Linked DNA regions of Homo sapiens: region 2 is linked to region 1. Evidence: chromatin loops called from intact Hi-C (ENCODE). Cell type or tissue: GM12878. All regions are shown on one strand. Each heading gives the region's core, and the rest is flanking DNA. Links, peaks and the distances in the headings are about the cores only. Region 1 has its middle 16 kb from the start of RIMKLB. Region 2 has its middle 3.8 kb from the start of CLEC4E.

The links. A loop is a pair of places that touch in the nucleus more often than their neighbours do. Peaks named below come from ENCODE experiments on the same cell type or tissue, not always from the same donor. Only the 100,000 strongest peaks of a DNase experiment are listed, where the experiment ranks them.
Region 2: it touches region 1 in a loop (2.6-fold over the local background); 10 of 110 quality-filtered maps call a loop at or near these places.

Annotation. Positions count from the first base shown.
Region 1 is chr12:8,679,195-8,684,580 of GRCh38, forward strand. It overlaps a transcript of RIMKLB not described here and the pseudogene LOC101060064. Among named protein-coding and RNA genes, the nearest start is that of RIMKLB, 16 kb to the right of the region's middle. In GM12878, for the core only: a CTCF peak has its summit at 3,039 (motif pointing right); no DNase peak of the experiment used is centred there.
Region 2 is chr12:8,541,976-8,547,361 of GRCh38, forward strand. No RefSeq gene overlaps it. Among named protein-coding and RNA genes, the nearest start is that of CLEC4E, 3.8 kb to the left of the region's middle. In GM12878, for the core only: a CTCF peak has its summit at 2,453 (motif pointing right); a DNase peak (open chromatin) is centred at 2,446.

The DNA.
Region 1 (5,386 bases), core at 189-5,188:
TTTTGAGACGGAGTCTCACTTTGTCATCCAGGCTGGAGTGCAGTGGTGGCATGATCTTGGCTCACTGCAACCTCCCCCTCTCGGTTCAAGTGATTCTCCTGCCTCAGCCTCCTGAGGAGCTGGGATTACAGGCACCCGCCACCACCACCACGTGCCTGACTAATTTTTGTATTTTTAGTAGAGATGGGGTTTCACCATTTTGGCCAGGCTGGTCTTGAACTCCTGACTTCAAGTAATCCGCCCGTGTGGGCCTCCCAAAGTGCTGGGATTACAGGCATGAGCCAGTGCGCCCAGCCCATTCCTTCTTTGAAATGTGCAGCAGATTCCAGGAGTTGGAAAAGTTAAAGCCTTCCTTTTGCTTCAGAAGTTTCCAAGTACCCAGGAACTGAGTAATGATTCCATCTGAGAACTCAAGCAGCTTTTTGGACAAGAGGTAGCACAGCAAATCCTTGCCTTCTTCACACAGTCCAAGTGATGCACGGCCTCTTATCTACTATGTATTCTCTTTTAGACCACGAACAATAAGGTCTTGTATTCATATTTAAAAACCAAGAAAAAGATTTCTTCTCACAGCAACTAGTGAAAGATGAGGTGAGGCCTGAGCGAAGCCTGCGAGTCATCCTGCTGTCAGAGGCATGTGAACCAGAGCAACTCCATCTTGAATAGGAGCTGGGTAAATGAGGTTGAAACCTACGGGTCTACATTCCCAGATGGTTAAGGCATTGTAAGTCACAGGATGAGACAGGAGGTCAGTACAAAATACAGGTCATAAAGACCTTGCTGATAAAACAGGTTGCAGTAAAGAAGCCAGCCAAAACCTACCAAAACCAAAATGGACATGAGAGTGACCTCTGGTACTCCTCACTGCTACACTCCCACCAACACCATGACAGTTTACAAACGCCATAACAACATCAGGAAGTTACCCTATATGTCAAAAAAAGGGAAGGCATAAATAAGCCACGCCTTATTTTTTTTTTTGAGACAGTCTCACTCTGATGCCCACGCTGGAGCGCAGTGGCGCGATCTCGGCTCACTGCAAGTTCCGCCTCCCAGGCTCACGCCGTTCTCCTGCCTCAGCCTCCCGAGTAGCTGGGGACTACAGGCGCCCGCCACCACGCCCGGCTAATCTTTTTTTGTATTTTTAGTAGAGACGGGGTTTCACCATGTTAGCCAGGATGGTCTCCATCTCCTGACCTCGTGATCCGCCTGCCTCAGCCTCCCAAAGTGCTGGGATTACAGGCGTGAGCCACCGCGCCCAGCCAGCCACCCCTTATTTAGCATAGCATCAAGAAATAACCATAAAATTGGGCAACCAGTCACCCTCGGGGCTGCTCTGTCTTTGGAGTAGCCATTCTTTTATTCCTTTACTTTCTTGATAAACTTGCTTTTGCTTTGCACTGTGGACTCGCCCTGAATTCTTTCTTGCGCGAGATCCAAAAACCCTCTCCGGGGGTTTGGATGGGGACCCCTTTCCTGTAACACCGCTATACTGTCTGGGTTCAGGCATTGAAGTTATTGGACTGCAGAGGGCACTGCCTCATTCAGTTAAGATGAAAAGCGTCGCTAGAGATCTTCCTGAGACAGCCAGGGACTCTCATTCCCAGCAAAATGCCAATTACGGCAGATTTTAATGTGTGACCTTGACCTTCATCTATTACGGAAAGGTCTTCTAAAAAGTTTTGTGTGCTACATCTAAAAGATCCATCTAAAGGAAACAAACTTACAATGAAGCATTGTGTATTACAAGCCCCTTGTTCCTGGGGTCAGAGCTGCTGTTCTTCAGGTCTGGTCTTTTTTTTTTTTTTGAGACAGGGTCTCACTTTGTCACCCAGGCAGAAGTGCAGTGGCACAATCTTGGGCTCAAATGATCCTCCCACCTCAGCCTCCCAAGTAGCTGGGACTATAGGTCCATACCACCACGCCCAGCTAATTTTTGTAGAGATGGGGTTTCACCATAGCATAGGGACACCATTCTTAGGCTGGTCTCAAATTCCTGAGCTCAAGCGATCCACCCTCCTCCGCCTCCCAAAGTACTAGGATTACAGACATGAGCCACTGTGTCTGGCGGTTCTGGTCTTCATATACCAGTGCTTTGAGGGCTGCTGCCAATGTAAACAAACAATTGTACAAAAAAAAAATATGTTGAATAAGTGTGGTATAATAAGAAATACATTTGGTCTTTGGGCCTGGTTCCTGTCACAGAGATCTTAAAATCCTTGGAATTTCCTGAGTGATAAGAGTGTCTTTTGTTATTCACAACAAGCCCCTGATGTTGCGTAACCATCAGTCACACCTGAACTTGTGCTACGTTAATGCATGACGTAAGGTGTGGCTCCTATTCCGGATGAAACTGCTCACGTAAAGACCAAGGGATAAGAGGACTGGAACTATCAGCCCCACCCACTGACCTTCGGGAAGCAGGCTGGAGAGGGGGCTGGAAATAAAGCTCTATAAAAACTCATGAACAGTGGGTCTTGATGAGCTTCCGGGTTTATGGATTCGTGGGCTGCTTCCACCTGCTAGGAGGGTGGTGTACTCTAACTCAGGGACAGAAGCCCCTGTCTGTGCTCAGGACTCTTGCAGACCTCTTTACCTGGCTGTTCATCTTCCATAATCAACTGGTAAGTAATATGTTTTCCTGAATTCTGTGAGGCATTCTAGCAAATGATGGAACTCAAGGAGAAGGTCATGGGAACCCCCAAATTTATAGCTGGTCAGTCGGAAGTACCGGGACTTTCAACTGGCATCTGGGTGGGAGCAGTCTTGTGGGACTCAGCTCTAAACTTGTGGGATCTGACATTGACTGCAGGTAGATAGTGTCAGTATTGAGTTGGATTGTAGGACACCCAGCTGGTGTTGGAGAATAGGTCAGTGTGGGGAAAAAAACTCGCACATCTGGTGTCAAAAGTGTTCTGTGTGAGGGTGTAAAGAAACAAGTGTATTTCTTACAATACATGCATTAAAAAACACATAAAATTAAAGGAATCAGAATTCTTCAAAGTGGAGGGAAGAACATGTAGTTCCTAAATCGGGACACGAGAGGGCAACAAATAACCTCCAGAGTCTTGTCGTCGAACTGCTTTTCTTTCCAAGGGGTTTACACTTCCCGTTGGTTGCTAATATAGTTCATGTAGCAAGAATATTGAACTATGCCTGACAGGATGAAAGGCTCCTAATAACTAAGACCTGTACTTCATTTATAGTCGGTTTCCTTCTCAATGCCAGGCACTGCGTTGAGTACTGATATTTTAAAATGATGAGTCAGTCAAGGAGTCAAGAATTTACTGGGAAATGGCCGGGTGCGGTGGCTCACGCCTGTAATCCCAGCACTTTGGGAGGCCGAGGCGGGCGGATAACGAGGTCAGGAGATCGAGACCATCCTGGCTAACACGGTGAAACCCTGACTCTACTAAGAACACCAAAAATTAGCCGGGCGTGGTGGCGGGCGCCTGTAGTCCCAGCTACTCGGGAGGCTGAGGCAGGAGAACGGCGTGAACCCGGGAGGCGGAGCTGGCAGTGAGCCGAGATCGCGCCACTGCAGCCCCGCCGGGGGGGAGGGAGCGAGATTCCGCCTCAAAAAAAAATAAAAATAAAAATAAATAAATTAAAAAAAAAAAAAAAAAGAAACGAGGTTTCTCCATGTTGGTCAGGCTGGTGTCTTACTCTGACCTCAGGTGATCCGCCGGCCTCAGCCTCCCAAAGTGCTGGGATTATAGGCGTGAGCTACCGCGCCCGGCCTGCAACTACTGATCTTTTTAACATCTCCATAGTTTTGGGTTTTTCCTGAATGTCATATAGTTAGAATCATACAGTATGTGGACTTTTCAGATTGACTTCTTCCACTTAGTAATATGCTCTTAAGGTTCCTCCATGTCTTTTGGAGGCCTGATAGGTCATTTCTTTTTATTGCTGATTAATATCCCATTGTCTGAATATACCACAGTTTATTTATTCCTTCATCTACTGAAGGACGTCTTGATTGCCCACAAGTTTTGGCAATTATGAATAAAGCTGCTATAAACATTCATGTGCAGGTTTTTGTGTGGGCACTAAGTTTCCTCTCCTATGGATGAATACCAAGGAGTATGATTGCTGGATCATATGGTAAGAGTATGTTTAGTTTTGTAAGAAACCACCAATCTGTCTTCCAAAGTGGCTGTCCCATTTTATGTTCTACCAGCAATGAATGGAGTTTCTGTTGCTTCACAGCCTCCCCAGCATTTGGTGGTGTCCGTGTTCTGAATTTTGGCCAATCTAATAGGGGCATAGTGGTATCTTATGTTTTAATTTTTATGCCCCCAATAACATATAATGTGCAGCACCTTTCCATATGCCCATTTGCCATCTGTATATCTTTGATGTGGTTTCTGTTCAGATATTTTGCCCATTTTAAAAATTTAGGTTAAATTGTTGTTTTTAATTGTTCTTGTATTATTTTAAATAATATGCCTTTTCCAGAAGTGTCTTTTGCAAATATTTGTTCCCGGTCTGGCTTGTCTTCTCATTCTCTTGACATTCTCTTTAGCAAAGTAGATGCTTGTAATTTTGGTTTTTTGTTTGTTTGTTTGAGACAGAGTCTCGCTCCTGCCGCCCAGGCTAGAGTGTGGTGGCACGATCTCGGCTCACTGCTACCTCCACCTCCCGGGTTCAAGCAATTCTCCTGCCTCAGCTTCCCAAGTAGCTGAACTTAAAGGCGCCTGCCACCACACCCAGCTAATTTTTGTATTTTTAGTAGAGGTGGAGTTTCACCATGTTGGCCAGGCTGGTCTCAAACTCCTGACCTCAAGTGAACCACCCCCCTCGGCTTCCCAAAGTGCTGGGATTATAGGCTTGAGCCACTGCGCCCCACCAATGTTTGTAATTTTGATGAAGTCAAATTATGAATTTGAGTTCTCAATTATCTCTAAGTTCTTTCAAAGGATTATGCCTTTGGTGTCGTATCTAAAAAGTTATTGCCATACTGAAGGTCATCTAAATTTTCTCTTTTTTTTTTTTAGATGGAGTCTCGCTCTGCCACCCAGGCTGGAGTGCAGTGGCACCATCTCTGCTCACTGCAACCTCTGCCTCCCGGTTCAAGCGATTCTCCTTCCTCAGCCTCCCGAGTAACTGTGACTACAGGCACACGCCACCACACCCAACTAATTTTTGTATTTTTAGTAGAGCTGGGCTTTCACTATGTTGGCCAGGGTGGTCTGGAATTCCTGAGCTCCAGTGATCCACCCGCCCCCGCCTCCCAAAGTGTTGGGATTACAGGCATGAGCCATCACACCCGGCCTAAATTTACTCCTATGTTATCTTTTAGGAGTGGTATCTTTTGCATTTTGCATATAGGTCTGTGATCCATTTTGAGTAAATTTTTGTGAAGTGTGTAAGGTCTGTGTCT
Region 2 (5,386 bases), core at 141-5,140, 140 kb before region 1:
ATTTGAAGGTCAGAAAAAGCAATTTCAATTAGATATTAGAATTTAATGGTTCTCTGGGCCGGGAGCAGTGGCTCATGCCTGTAATTCCAACACTTTGGGAGGCCAAGGTGGGTGGATCATTTGAGGTCAGGAGTTTGAGACCAGCCTGGCCAACATGGTGAAACCCCACCTCTACTAAAAATACAAAAATTAGCCAAGTGTGGTGGCACGCATCTGTAATTCCAGATACTTGAGAGGCTGAGACAGGAGAATAGCTTGATCCTGGGAGGCAGAGGTTGCAGTGAGCCAAAATTGCACCACTGCACTCCAGCCTGGGCGATAGAGTGAGACTCTGTCTCAAAAAAAAAAAAAAAAAAGAATTAATGCTTCTCTGGAAGAATAGTTAGATATGTGCCTTCTCCTTACTTAAAGATACTTAAGAATAAGATCACACTGGTCTCAGTTTATTTAAGTTCACGAGTCAGGAGGCATAAGTATGATGTACATGACTTGGTAAATCCCCACATCCAGTGACTCACGAATTTTCCATGTGTGAGAAAATATTCTTGTTCTCAAAGGGACTTTTTATTATTTCAAGGTACTGGTCAATTTTCTCTGCATTCTCTGTTTTATAGTAATACAATTTTAAAAATATCTTTAAATTATATATGTGTATATTATAGAATATACCCATATTTAATATGTGTATTCTCAGCAAATAGCTTTTGATCAGTAAAAAAAGAGAAACTATCTAGTGGATGAGCTATATGAATTATAAAATGATGAACATAATTACCACAGTCCATCTTTTATTAATTACAATCAACCAGCAACCATCAATATTACTAAACAATTGTATGTTAATTTTTATCAATATACAATTAAACAGAAATCAATAAATTAATATTTTTTCCAGCCAAAATGTTTTTATATCTTTTGTTTCATTGATTTTCCCCAAATTATACGAGTAATATGTTTTATGATTAATACTATGAAAAGCATGTGACAAGTAAAAGCCTTCTTAACTATCCTTAGTGCATTCTTCTAAAGTTGACCATGCTTAATGATTTCTTTTTTGGGGGGGGGGATTAATTTTTATTTATTTTTATTTATCTTTTATTACACTTTAAGCTTTAGGGTACGTGTGCACAACGTGCAGGTTTGTTACATATGCATACATGTGCCATGCTGGTGTGCTGCACCCATTAACTCGTCATTTAGCATTAGGTATATCTCCTAATGCTATCCCTCCCCCCTCCCCCCACCCCACAACAGTCCCCAGAGTGTGATGTTCCCCTTCCTGGGTCCAAGTGTTCTCATTGTTCAATTCCCACCTATGAGTGAGAACATGCGGTGTTTGGTTTTTTGTTCTTGCGATAGTTTGCTGAGAATGATGGTTTCCAGCTTCATCCATGTGCCTACAAAGGACATGAACTCATCATTTTTTATGGCTGCATAGTATTCCATGGTGTATATGTGCCACATTTTCTTAATCCAGTCTATCATTGATGGACATTTGGGTTGGTTCCAAGTCTTTGCTATTGTGAATAGTGCCACAATAAACATACGTGTGCATGTGTCTTTATAGCAGCATGATTTATAATCCTTTGGGTATATACCCAGTAATGGGGTGGCTGGGTCAAATTGTATTTCTAGTTCTAGATCCCTGAGGAATCTCCACACTGACTTCCACAATGGTTGAACTAGTTTACGTCCCACCAACAGTGTAAAAGCATTCCTATTTCTCCACATCCTCTCCAGCACCTGTTGTTCAGCAATAGATTCTTTGATTTCCCTTTTTAAATATCATCCAGGAACTTATCGTCTAAGTCCCTTTTCTAAACTATATTGCCTGTCAATATTTCAGGCAACTGAAAAAGAATCAGTAAAAGCTGTAAACATCTATGCCATACGAGTATTGTTAGTATCTACTTTTCTTTGATGCCAAGAGAAACATCACTCAATTTTAGCCTTGGGGCAGATTTATTTTTTGTCTTTTCATCTAACATGCAATCACTAACTGATCCCAGGGCTGCTGCTTCCCAGGTTGACGGCCAGCCCTTTACCCTTGAACTGCCATCTATCTGTAAGCCACACTGCTGCCTTGACAGCTGACCAGAGAGAGGGGCCTATTCAGCTATAGGTTTAGCCAACTCCTCAGGGGAACCAAATTTATGGTGACCTGTCAGCCACCTGACTGTGCATGCATTGGGTAACCCCATTTCACATTCTTGAGTATCTCCTTTCTATTCAAGGAGGGAATTCTGTGCATTTCATTTCTTGTTGGAATGATGATATGATATAAATAGGATGTTATGAGTTTTCAAATAATTTTATGTCCTTCAGTACAAAAAGCAGTTTCAACTAAAACCCAGTAACAAGCTAGCAATTCCTTTTAAATGGTGCTACTTCAAGCTGCAGCCAGGTAGCTTTTTATTACAAAAATCCCACAGGCAGCCACTAGGTGGCAGTAACAGGCTTTTGCCAGCGGCTCCAGTCAGCATGGCTTGACTGTGTGCTGCAGAAACTTCTTAAATCGTCTGTGTTTGGGACTCGTGGGGCCCCACAGGGCTTTACAAGGGCTTTTTAATTTCCAAAAACATAAAACAAAAAAAAATACAAATGTATTATCTTGCTCAAAACTTCAGTCAAATTTAGCTTTTTTCTTGATAACTTTATTAACAGGGGTATGCCATTTCTCCACCACATTAACAAGCCAACATCTTTGCACCTCTTGCTTTCATTTTGGAGCTGGCAGAGACAATTACTTATTTTTGGTTGTCTGAGGGATGCCTCTCATCTCCCCTGTCCAGGTGATGCCTAAGAATTTTACCATTTCCCCTGGACCCTGTTCTTTAGTTGGGTTAATCAGCCTCATATGATTAACAAGCATTATACAGTAATTCAATCTTTGCTAGATCTTCAAATTGAGTTAATATGACATTAATGCAGTTAATAATATTACTTTCTAATTGATCACATCTAAGTATCTTCTTGCCAAGTGCCGTGATAAAAAGGAGAATTTAAATAACCTTATGGGAACATAGCAAATGTATACTGGAATCCATCCCACATGAATGTGTATTAGCTTTGATTTTCTCCCTAAATAGAGATAGAAAATAAGGTTTTAGGCAAATAGATAACAGAATATTACTGTCTTTTAGCTTTTAGCAAAGCTTGAATTGTGATGCCATCTTGGGTACAGCTGATGCTGTTGGAAGCATGATTTTATTCAGTCCTCTCTAACATACAATTCATCTCCAGGATCCACCAAGTTTTCTTCTAGGCCATACTGGATTATTAAACAGGGAATCTGTGGGCATTAACATGACTGTGTCTAACTTATTCTTAATTAAAGCTGAAATTCTTCCTCCAGCCTATTCTTAATTAAAACTGAACCCCCCATCCTATATTGTTTTAAAATAATCATTTGAATGTGCTTAAGCAATTCTAAGGGTTCCCATCTAGCAGGTCCAATTAAAAACAGGATGAAGAGAAGATTGGCAGTCTTTTCCAATGGTTTGGGTAAGGAAAGAGTCCGCCATTCAGACATCATGCTCATTTTTAAAATATATTCTAGTTGGACTGAGACAAAATCATACATTAATTTCATTCATAAATACCGTACTAATATGAGGGACTTGAGAATCCACAGGTTTTGGTATTCAAAGCAGGGTCCTCAAACCAATCCCCCACTGATACCAAGGGATGATTGTATCTACTTCTGGCCATACTATCACCTGCAAGTTTTCTGTATTTAATTATATTTCCCTTTCACTTTTCATTGGCAGGTTTAGGTGTGACAGTAGATTAAGTACCAATGTCCAGCAATCCAATAATGTTTCTTCATCATCCCTTACCATTTTACTCATACTGATGCGTATGGCCTTATGTCTTCTGCTGGGGATTGTGCCAAGAGACATTGGACCACATGTCACTCACCTTCCTCATAATCCTCTCCTTTACTTTGTACTGTTTTAGTCTGCACTGACTCTGAAGAGATTATGTATGTATATATATACATACATACATATATATACACACATATACATATATAGAGAGAGCATGTGTGTGTGTGTGTAATCATCAGATTTTAAAATTCAGGTTAGGACAAATTGAACAAGTCTGTTGTGTAACCTCTTAAAGTTTGAGGAGCTGGTGGGACAGCCGAACAACCTAATCTCTCACAGTGATCCATTAACATTTTAGTACTTCCCCCATCTATCTCCTCCCCTTTCACGCCACTTAAAAAATATTAGAAATAACTTTTAAACTACATTTTAAATTTTGGAATAGTTTCAGATACATAGAAAAATTGTCACTATAATACACTGTACAGAAAGTCCCTATATGGCCCACATCCAGTTTCCCAATTATTAACATCTTACTTTAATATGGCACATTTGTCATAATTAGTGAACTAGCATTGGTGTATTATTATTAACTAAAGTCCTTTATTCAAATTTTCTTAGTTTTTGCCTATTTTTTTTTCTGTTCCAGGATTCCATCCAGGATCCTTGGCTATGACAGTTTCCCAGACTTTCCTTGTTTCTGATGACTTTGACAGTTTTCAGGAGTACTGGTTGGGTCAGGTATTTTGTAAAATGTTCCTCGATTGGGGTTGGTCTGATGGTTTTTCATGATTAGGCTAGGTTTATGGGTTTGGGAAGGAAGACCACAAAAGCAAGTGCCATTCTCATCGCAGAGTATCAAGGGTACCTACTATCAATACGACATCATGGTTAATGTGAACCTTGAACACTCGACTGAGGCAGTATCTGTCAGGTTTCCTCACTCTTGTCTCTCTTTTTAAATTGTGCTCTTTAGCAGGAAGTCACTATACATGGCTCATATTTAGGGTGTGGGGAGTTATGCTCTACTTCCTTAAAAGTGAAATAGCTACACAAATTATTTGGAATTCTTCTGTATGAGAAAGGAGATTTGTCTATTTTCCCACATTTACTCATTTATTCATTTATTGACATCAGTATAGACTCATGGATATTTGTTTTACAGTTGGTTTGTAATCCAATGCTACATTATTTATTTTGTTGTTCAAGTTGTTCCAGCTTTGGACTGGGAGCTCTTTTGATTGGCTTCTGTGTCCCTTTGACATATGCCCATCATTGCATTTGAGCATTTTCTTACTTTCTGCCACTATAAGATGCTTCAGTCTCTTCTCATATATGTTCTGTTCCAGTCCTAGAATCATCCATTTTGTCAAGGATCTCTGGTATCTTTTTGGAGACTAGTATTAGAAACAAAGATCTCAGTGCTAAGTATTTCATGCCATTTGAAATCAACCATCTGCACACTTCACTCAATATAACTGTCCCCATATTTTTCCACTTTGTTTACTCTTATTGTTCCCTTTCTTCTTAATAATTGAAACCTCCCTATCATTAAG